Linked DNA regions of Homo sapiens: region 2 is linked to region 1. A link is an interaction called in ENCODE POLR2A ChIA-PET data of the cell type or tissue named here. Cell type or tissue: Panc1. All regions are shown on one strand. Each heading gives the region's core, and the rest is flanking DNA. Links, peaks and the distances in the headings are about the cores only.

The links. ChIA-PET counts read pairs that join two places held together with the same protein. Peaks named below come from ENCODE experiments on the same cell type or tissue, not always from the same donor. Only the 100,000 strongest peaks of a DNase experiment are listed, where the experiment ranks them.
Region 2: POLR2A ChIA-PET joins it to region 1 with 5 read pairs; 16 of 35 experiments call an interaction of 5 or more read pairs at or near these places.

What each region holds. Positions count from the first base shown.
Region 1 is chr11:9,466,804-9,472,178 of GRCh38, reverse strand. ZNF143 (zinc finger protein 143) reads right to left here. Exons shown (of 16, transcript NM_003442.6): 2 at 759-877. The coding sequence starts at 870. Among named protein-coding and RNA genes, the nearest start is that of ZNF143, 8.5 kb to the right of the region's middle. In Panc1, for the core only: no CTCF peak of the experiment used is centred there; no DNase peak of the experiment used is centred there.
Region 2 is chr11:9,533,026-9,538,400 of GRCh38, reverse strand. No RefSeq gene overlaps it. Among named protein-coding and RNA genes, the nearest start is that of WEE1, 38 kb to the left of the region's middle. In Panc1, for the core only: a CTCF peak has its summit at 3,120 (motif pointing left); a DNase peak (open chromatin) is centred at 3,090; H3K27ac peaks cover 999 bases.

The DNA of each region.
Region 1 (5,375 bases), core at 224-5,223:
GGTGGGTGGATGGCTTGAGCCCAGGAGTTTGAGACCAGCCTGGGCAACATGGTGAAACCCTGTCTCTACTAAAAATAAAATAATTAGCTGGGCACGCTGGTGGGTGCCTGTAGTCTCAGCTACTTGGGAGGCTGAGGTGACAGGATGTCTTAAGCCAGAAGGCTGAGGCTACAGTGAGCCGTGATCATACCACTGCACTCCAGCCTGGGCGATAAAGCAAGACCTTGTCTCAAAAAAAAAAAACAAAAGAAAAGAAAAGAAAAAGAAAAAGAAAAAAAAAATTCCCTGCCCTCCTGTACCCACACCAAGATAAAAAATACACATAGAGGCTGGGCGCAATGGCTCATGCCTGTAATCCCAGCACTTTGGGAGGCCGAAGCAGGTTGATTACCTGAGGTCAGGAGTTTGAGACCAGCCTGGCCAACGTGGTGAAACCCCGTCTCTACTAAAAATACAAAATTAGCCGGACGTGGTGGCACATGCCTGTAATCCCAGCTACTCGGGAGGCTGAGGCAGGAGAATCACTTGGACTTGGGAGGCAGAGGTTGCAGTGAGCCGAGAGCAGACCATCGCACTCCAGCCTGGGCGACAAGAGTAAAACTCCGTCCCGTTTCAAAAAAAAAAACACCAAAACACCTCATAAAAAGACCTAGGTTTATATTGTTTTCTGCTAAATCAGGAACTAGGAAGTTGTAAATTTTTTTTCTTTTAAGATAAATGATATTTTCAAACGCATCCCTTCAAACACAACTGCTCACCTGCCACGGTGACTGCCTCTGTCAAGCACAGCGTAACATGTTGCGCCTCCATCCCTCCTCCAGGAAACTCTGTCATTCCCTGAGAATCTCGATTTATTTGGGCTAACAACATCTTCTACCTTGAAGAAAAATAAAGACACTTGGGAACAAAGAATGATACATGTGAAATGAAAGTTACAAAGAATATTTATGAACCACAAAAAGCTGCTGAGGATGTAATGGTGTTGGAAATAAGATGAAATTTCACTCAATATGTAGGGTAAGAGTATTAGCCCAAAGTCCAAGGCATGCTTCTTATAATTCAACAATTCAAACTGATGGGCACAATTTGTCAGTGCGCTTAGCAACTTAGAAGTACACTGACGAATTGTGCCCATCAGTTTCATATGATCTCTAGAATTCCCATAATTAGAGTCCTTTGGGTTTAGCATTGCTGAGGATTCCCACTTACAATGTGTCAGCATATTTTGTTGACTTAATCTTCAGAAATCTACCCCGAATCTGGCTACCTCTCACAACCTTCACCAGTACTTCCCTGATCTAAGCCACAACCAGTCTCTCACCTGCATTACTATAACAGCATCCTAACTTATTTCCCTGCTTCTCCATTAGCCTCCTACACTCTTCTTTTGACACAGCGGTCAGTGTCCTTTGAAGGGAAAAGTTAGCTCATGTCCCGCTTCTGCTCAAAACCTTCTGAGGACTTTCTCAGAGTAAAATCCCCAAATCCTTACACTGATCAATGAGGCCAATGATCTTGCCCCTCATTTCCTACTACTCACCATCTCATTCACTCCACTTCAGCCACATTGGCATTTTCCTCAAGCATATTGGATGTTCTGCTGCCTTAGAACGTGTTCATTTGAGTTTCCTTCTGCCTGAAACATTGTCCCCAGTATCTTCATTATTCATTCCCTACCCTCTTCAAGTCTTTGCTCAAATGGAATGAGAGCTTCCCTGTCCATCCCATTTCAAACTGCACCTCCCAACTGCTCAATCATGGTAAACCCCATCCTTCTTTTCCCCTCCATGTTTCTGCACAGTACTTATTATTTAACAAATTACATGTATTTATGTATTTAGTTTATCTATTTCCCCTTCCATGAGAATGGACAGAGACTTCTGTTTGTTTGCTCACTGCTGACTCTAGTGCCTAGAAAGTGCTTGGCCCATAGTAGAAGTACAATAGGTACAGAATAAATGGATGAATGGGCAACTCTTCTACCAATCACCAACACAACCTCCTTCTTCCCTTCTACCTCCAGGTCTCCTTACCTCTGTGGACCATGGCTTATCTCAAACAGTAGCTGGGATAATGTAGCTGCCTTGGGACAGGGAACTGAACCAGAAGATGTCTTGAGGACCTTTCCAGGTCCAAAGATCTGACTTAGCATCAATATTTAAAAGAGCAATACACAGATAGTAGTAATAATTTGTAATTCTTTTTACGTTTAGGATTGCTTGAAGAATTTTGTCTTGGAAATACTATAAACTGTACCTTCATTAGACCAAAAGTGGGAACTACTGTTCAGATACACAAAAAGGTATCAGTGCCATGATAACTGTCAGTCAAGGCTGGGTGCAGTGGCTCACACCTGGATTCACAGCACTCTGAAAGGCCAAAGCAGGTGGATCACCTGAGGTCAGGAGTTCGAGACCAGCCTGGTCAACATGGTGAAACCCTGTCTCTACTAAAAATATTAACAAATTAGCTGGATGTGGTGGCACGCACATTTAAAGAAAAAGTCAAGGGGTGACCTTTTAGGTACAAAAGGATCCATAATCTATAACTGTTCATAGAACAAGCTGAAACGTCATTTCCTTGGCACCTCCAAAAGCTGGCAGAGAAGACTCAAAGTAACACCAGTACCCTACTGTTAAGACCTGTGGGCTGCACGCGGTGGCTCATGCCTGTAATCCCAGCACTTTGGGAGGCCAGGGTGGGTGGATCACCTGAGGTCAGGAGTTCCATATCAGCCTGACCAACAAGGTGAAACCCCGTCACTACTAAAAATACAAAAATTAGCTGGGAGTGGTGGTGCACGCCTGTAATCCCAGCTACTTGGGAGGCTGAGGCAGGAAAACTGCCTGAACCCGGGAGGTGGAGGTTGCAGTGAGCCGAGATCACAACATTGCACTCCAAGCTGGGCAACAAGAGCGAAACTCCGTATGGGGGGGTGGTAAAAAAAAAAAAAAAAAAAAAAAGACCCCTGCTGAGAATAAAATTAGCATAGGCTAATTTTCAGTTACAAAAAGACAAATACTGCATTACTCTACTTTTTTTTTTTTGAGATGGCATCTCACTGTAGCCGAGGCTAGAGTGCAATGGCGTGATCTCAGATCACTGCAACCTCCACCTCCCAGGTTCAAGTGATTCTCATGCCTCAGCCTCCCGAGTAACTGGGATTACAGGTACGTGCCACCACACCTGGCTCATTTTTGTATTTTTAGTAGAGGTGGGGTTTCACCATGTTGGCCAGGCTGGTCTCGAACTTCTGACCTCAAGTGATCTGCATGCCTCAGCCTCCCAAAGTACTGGGATTACAGGTGTGAGCCACCGTGCCCAGAAAATATATGATATATGAAAGTCGAGTCTCACTCTGTCACCCAGGCTGGACTGCAGTGGCAGGACCCTGCAACCTCAAATTCTTGGGCTCATGTGATCCTCCTGCCTCAGCCTCCTGAGTAGCTGGGATTATAGGCATAAGCCACACCCAGCCTTGAGTTATATTTAAATATAGCCAGAGTGTAAGCATGTTCCATTAATTAAATATAATTCAGTGAAGTAAAAAGTAATTAGAACGTGCTAGCAAATGAGATAGAGTTCTCGCAGACTCCATATGATGCTAAGGGTTAAAGTATGGGCAAAGAGTTCATACTGCCAATTCTAATTGGGGCAGAATATCCTATTGGATAGGTGAAATGTTGAAACTTGAAGGCTTTGTGCAGTTCCAGGACTATTCAAAAACTGAATATATGAAACTGACTGGCAGGTAGGTAGAGCCTGATACCTTTGAAGTGACAACAGAGATAGGACCTACTAGGCTTAAAGCTAAAAATACCTGTCAGGAAAGAGCTGAGAGCAGAGACAAGAATTTAGAAATGAACATCTAGGTCTAGTCATTAGGTATCCCCATTTTGGTGATGGTTTGATCTCAACTGAACTATTGATGTGAAAAAGAACAAAAAACACCTCTCTTAAACTTCAATAAAGTAGCACTAATGGACATGGTTTAATAAGGGCACTCCATGCACAGAGCAGTTTGGTAAGCATGCCCTGGATTGCTTTCAGCAAAACTAGGGAATATGAGGAACAGATGCAGCAGAGAAAAGAAAGAGATTCTGACATATTCCAAACACCATTTCTGATGCTGCTCTGTTAAAAAGCATGTTATTTCAAAATTACAATGCCAGACTGTACGTTATTACCCCCAAGAGGAACACTGTATATGCTACTATTTTATCACCCAAATTGCTCATCGTGACATAGGTAAGGAAAGCAAAGCATCATTAGATAATTGTGAAAATTATAGAAGGAATTCCTGACAGACAACTTTTTTTTTTTTTTTTTTTTTGGAGATGGAGTCTCACTCTTGTCGCCCAGGCCAGAGTGCAGTGGCGCCATCTCAGCTCACTGTAACTTCCACCTCCCAAGTTCAAGCAGTTCTGTCTCAGCCTCCTGAGTAACTGGGATTACAGGCGCACACCACCATGCCCAGGTAATTTTTTGTATTTTTAGTAGAGAAGGGTTTTCACCATGCTGGCCAGGCGGGTCTTGAACTCCTGACCTCATGATCCACCCGCCTCAGCTTCCCAAAGTGCTGGGATTAAAGGCACGAGCCATTGCGCCAGCCAGCCATGATTTTCACCCTTTAAAATTTTTCTTGTTGGGCATGGTGGCTCACACCTATAATCCCAGCACTTTGAAAGGCTGAGGCGGGTGGATCACCTGAAGTCAGGAGTTTGAGAACAGCCCGGACAACATGACAAAACCCTGTCTCTACTAAAAATATAAGAAAATCAGCCGGGTATGGTGGCGGGTGCCTATAATCCCAGCTACTCCCAGCTGAGGCAGGAGAATCACTTGAACCCGGAGGGTGGAGGCAGCAGTGAGCCAAGATGGTGCCACTGCACTCCAGCCTGAGCTACAGAGTAAAACTCTATCTCAAAAAAAAAAAAAAAACACTTTCCTTTTTCATCCCCTCACTTAAGAGTATTACACATAGTTGGCCAGGGCGCAGTGGCTCACTCCTGTAATCCCAGCACTTTGGGAGGCCAAGGCGGGTGGATCACGAGGTCAGGAGATTGAGAGCATCCTGGCTAACACGGTGAAACCCCGTCTCTACTAAAAAATACAAAAAATTAACCAGGCGGTGGCATGCACCTGTAGTCCCAGCTACTCCGGAGGCTGAGGCAGGAGAATGGCGTGAACCCGGGAGGCAGAGCTTGCAGTGAGCCGAGATCGCGCCACTGCACTCCAGCCTGGGTGACACAGAGAGACTCTGTGTCAAAAAAACACACACACACACACAAAAAAAAACCAGAGTATTACTCTATTGTAATATTTAAAAGTATTACAATAATATCTTTACTGCTCTCTGCACCATATTCTCATCG
Region 2 (5,375 bases), core at 68-5,067, 66 kb before region 1:
GCAGAGCTTGGTGGCACGTACCAGTAGTCCCAGCTACTCAGGAGGCTGAGATGGTAGGATGGTTTGAGCGCAGGAGGCAGAGGTTGCAGTGAGCCCAGATCACGCCATTATGCTGCAGCCTGGGAGACAGAGCCTGACCCTGTCTCAGACAAAACAATCATTTTCCTGGTCAGGCATGGTGGCTCAAACCTGTGATCCCAGCATTTTGGGAAGCTGAGGCAGGAGGATGGCTTGAGCCCAGGATTTCGAGACCAAATACAAAAATTAGCTCGGTGTGATGGCAAATGCCTGTAATCCCATCTACTTGGGAGGCTGAGGCAGGAGAATCACTTGAACCTGGGAAGTGGAGGTTGCAGTGAGTGGAGATTGCACCACTGCACTCCAGCCTGGGCAACAGAGCGAGATTCCGTCTAAAAAAAAAAAAAAAAAAAGAAAATTTAAAAATCAGTTGGGTGTGGTTGTTTGTACCTATAGTCCCAGCCACTCAGGAGGATGAGGTGGGGAAATCACTTGAACTTGGGAGGTTGAGGCTGCAGGGAGCCGTGATCGCACCACTGCACTCCAACCTGGGCAATAAACTGTCTCAAAAAAACAAAACAAAACAAAAACCTATTTTCCTGCATCTTTGCCAACAACATTATCAACTTTTTTGATATTTACCGATTCTATGGGTGAAAAATGGGATTTCATATAAGTTTTTTCTTTTTTCTTTTTTTTTTTTTTTTGAGATGGAGTCTCGCTTTGTCACCCAGGCTGGAGTGCAGTGGCACCATCTCGGCTCACTGCAAGCTCCACCTCCCAGGTTCATGCCATTCTCCTGCCTCAGCCTCCCGAGTAGCTGGGACTACAGGCACCTGCCACCACGCCCGACTAATTTTTTTGTATTTTTAGTAGAGACAGGGTTTCACCGTGTTAGCCAGGATGGTCTCGATCTCCTGACCTCGTGATCTGCCCACCTTGGCCTCCCAAAGTGCTGGGATTACAGGCGTGAGCCACTGCAGCCAGCCCAGTATAGGTTTTTTAAACTTTAAAAAACTTTTTGAAATAATTTTGGTATAGTTTTAATATTAATTTATCTTATTATAAGTGAGGTTATGCATTTTTTGATATGTTTAAACTGCCATTTCTATATCTTTCCTGTGATTTATTGGTCCCTCATGCAACACTGTGTATCTGAAGACATAGTCAACAGCGGCAGGCCAGGCACGGTGGCTCACGCCTGTAATCCCAACACTTTGAGAGGCCAAGGTGGGAAGATCACTTGAGGCCAGGAGTTTGAGACCAGTCTGGCCAACACGGCAAAACCTCGTCTCTACTAAAAATACAAAAATTAGCCGGGCATGGTGGCGCACGCCTGTAGTTCCAGCTACTCGGGAGGTTGAGGCATAAGAATCACTTGAACCCAGGAGGCAAAGGTTGCAGTGAGCAGAGATTGCACCACTGCACCCCAGCCTGTCTCAAATAAAAATAAAAATTAACAGTGGCAATCAGGCAAAAAAGTAGTGTCATAGGATTAAAATAAAATAAAATAAAACAAACAAAAAAAAGCTCCTCTGAAGGGTAGAGAATTCAGGGGCAGGAGGAGAGAGGAGTCATGGTAGGAATAAGACCCCTTGAATAAGACCCCTTGCTACCAGGCTGGATTTCAGTAACTCTGAGTCCTGTGGAGTTTTGCTGGGATAAACATAGCCACAGTTTAGCAAGTCTGGGGGCCAGGAGAGGTGATCAAGGCAGAGTCAATCCTCAAGAACAATGTCAGAGCCCACTTATTAGACTTGGGTCCAAGGGCAGGGCAGCAATGGGGCTTCTATCCCAAGTTCTTGGACAAGAATTTGGCATTTATCCTATAAGTTTGGCATTTATTCCAAAATTTCTTGTCCAAGAACTTGGGATAGAATCTATTGACAGCCTATTGTCTCCAGTCATGGTTGACACTGGAGCCCTGGACAGGGCTCTGCCTGTGGATGAGCAAGTGACTTTCCCTGTGGGGATGAAGGAAGGTGACCATGTAGACCTTCTCCTAAGACTGTAGAAGGCATGCAGAACGGCAAATACGGCAGCAGCCTGGCCTCACCTTAAGACTGGGTTTAAGAGTGTGGAATGGGCCGGGTGCAGTGGCTCATGCCTGTAATCCCAGCACTTTGGGAGGCCGAGGCAGGTGGATCACCTGAGGTCAGGAGTTCGAGACAGCCTAGCCAACATGGTGAAACCCTGTCTCTACTAAAAATACAAAAAATTAGGGGGTCATGGTGGCAGGCGCCTATAGTCCTAGCTACTCAGGAGGCTGAGGCAGGAGAATCGCTTGAACCCAGGAGGCGGAGGTTGCAGTGAGCCGAGATCGTGCCACTGTACTCCAGCCTGGGCAACAGGAGCGAAACTCCATCTCAAAAACAAACAGAAAAAAAAAAAAAGACCGGGACTGGTGGCTCATGCCTGTAATCCCAGCACTTTGGGAGGCTGAGGCAGGTGGATCACCTGAGGTCAGGAGTTCAAGACCAGCCTGGCCAACACGGTGAAGCCCCATCTCTACGAATAATACAAAAATTAGCTGGGCGTGGTGGCACATGCCTGTATTCCCAGCTACTCAGGAGGCTGAGGCAGGAGAATTGCTGGAACCTGGGAGGCAGAGGTTACAGTGAGCCGAGATCGTGCCACTGCACTTCCAGCCTGGGCAACACAGCGAGACTCCATCTCAAAAACAAAACAAAGAGTGTGGAATGTTGCTAGGAATGAGTGGCTGGGGCCGGAGACTCCTTAGGCCTGGCAGAGATTTGCCCTGGAAGTGCCTGTGTGAGAATGATTAGTTCTCAGCACCTTCTTGTCACAGGATTGCAACTGGCGTCTCAGGAAGCCAAATCTGAGCTACTCCTGGAAGTATCATCTTGGTCAACACTGGCTATAAAACCAAAAGAGGCTGCCAGATTGTGCAAGGAGACAAAACTAGTCTGGTGAGGGCATTTCCTCTTTAGTGATGTCCCAATGGCCTGAGGCTGTCAGGGTTCTTCTCATCACTTGCCTTGTTTTGACTGCCCCCATCAAGGCACAGCTGGCTCATTTGTCCCAGAAGGAAATGGTGAAGCAAGCAGATGGATTGCTCCCTGGACCTCCACAGCGCCTCCTGCTGGTGGTGGACCCCAAGGCCCACCATCCTGCCTTTAATTCATTAACCAGCTGCTTTTCTTTTTGGCTTTGAAATACCCAAAGGTTCCACCAGCTTTCCAACAGTGAAGCCCACCTTTGTAAAAAAAAAAAGAAGCGCTCCCATTTTTCTGTTGCCCCTGCTTTTTCGGTTAAAAGAACATGAAGCAATTTCAGGATATTAGAAAAGCCCTAAGGCAGTGGGGAAACATGCCTAATGAGTTTTAGCTGAATAAAACATCAGGTGAGTGTGGGAGCTGCCCTCAAGCGGGACCTACTGTGCTCCTAGGGCCCTCATCAGCACAAAAGCCCTGTCACTGGCTTGGAGTAAAGATTTCCTATTTAAAAAGATAAGCCAAACCCCTTGGGGCAGCAGAGATTTTTTTTTTTTTTTTTTTTACCACTTTGGGTTTTCTTTAGAATTTGCAGAATTTGTGTGAAGGGCACTGGCACTGAGTCTGCACCCAGATTAGAGCTGTTTTCCACATCCCTTTCCTAGGCTGGGGGGCTTTGGGGCAGATTAGTGATTAGGCTTGTGGGGGGCTTCTGTGTGCTGTGACCTGTGCGTGCCAGGGAACCCCTGCAGCAGTGAGGCAAAGTGGGAAGAAATCTGGAATTGACATTAGAGCTGGAATCTCATTTTCTTTCATCTTGTAAACCAAAACATGACCATGGCAGATCTCAACTGATTCAAAGTTTATTTTGCCAAGGCTGAGGACGTGCCTGGGAAAAAGAAACCCAAGTCACAATACGATCTGTGACCCGTGTTTTTCCAAAGAGGATTTGGGGAACTTCAATATTTCAAGAGGTGTAAACCAAAAAGTATCTGAGATAGGTAACAATTAATTTAGAAATTTATGTTGCCAGCGTTAAGGACGTGCACTTGGGAGACAGGTCTGTGCCTTTCTCCAAATATGGTTTTGAGGGCTTCAATATTTAAAAGTGGGAAAAGCAGGCTGGAGGGGAAAGACGGAGGGTATGGTCACATGACTGAATCCACATGTTGCAAGAGAAAAGGAGCAGGTAGGGGAATAGTCAATTATATATTCATCTTTGTAGCAGCTAAGGTGAACATAGAGTAGCTCTGTGGAGATACTTAACTTTTTATCTGTAGCTACTTGCTTAGGAACAAAAGGAAAAGTAACTTCTTGGATAATTCAGCTTTCAGCTTAATATTTTTCTTTTGGCATAGTGAAATTAGGGTCCCAAGTTTTTATTTTCCTTTCACAGAGGAAAGGGCAAGCAGGAGGGGAAGGGAAAAAAAAAAAAGGAGGGTGGGTAGGCAATGAGGCAAGTGGTTACATTCTTGTGAGGCTCCGGTTAGAGTTCAGTGAGTCTATGTTTTACATGTAAAAAGAAAGGGGTAGAGGAAAAGTCAATTATGCATTAGTCTCATGCTCAGTCAATCTACATTTTTTATAAGATAAGGTGAGCATGTGAAATTACAGCTCTTTGGGAACAAAAGAAAGGCCGTATTTTTGTTTTATTTTTGCTTTTTTGTTTGCATGACTCAGTTCCCAAGCTTTGGCCTAGTGAATTTGAGGTCCCAAGATTCTATTTTTGTTTCACAGTCTGAATGCAGAAAAGTGAGCAGAAAAAGCTTTTGCCAGGCAATTTTAACTATTCATGCAATTATCCTGAATTTTGAGCATTCTTCATTCTCAGCAAGATTTTCTGTCCTTGCAGTTTAGCCGTGCTCTAGAAGCAAAACGAAACTCCTGCATGGAGAATTGAGGAATCTCTCTGTACATCTCAAGCCACGTGAGTTTGGAACTGGAGGGAACAGCTAGAGGTGCCCTGCTACTCTGCAAGACCTCCAGGAGTTACCGGGAAATTTAAATCCCCAGCTGTCTTAAAGGAGCCCATAATCTAACAAGAGATAATATATTCCCAAAACACAGGTCACACATCTGCAGCAAAAACAGAAGGGCTAATAGAAGCGCACGCCTCAGCAGGACAGGCTACATAATCTGTGCGGCTCCGTGCAAAAATGAAAATACGCAACCTCTTGGTCAAAAGACAGGAAAAACTTGCTTTTAAAGGTACACATAAAGCCAGACACAAAAAGACAAATATAATATGAGGCGCCTACAACAGTCAAATTTATAGAGACAGAAAATAGAATGGTGGCTGGGCACGGTGGCTCACGCCTGTAATCCTAGCACTTTGTGAGGCCAAGGCAAGCAGATCACTTGAGGTCAGGAGTTCAAGACTAGCCTGGCCAACATGGCAAAACC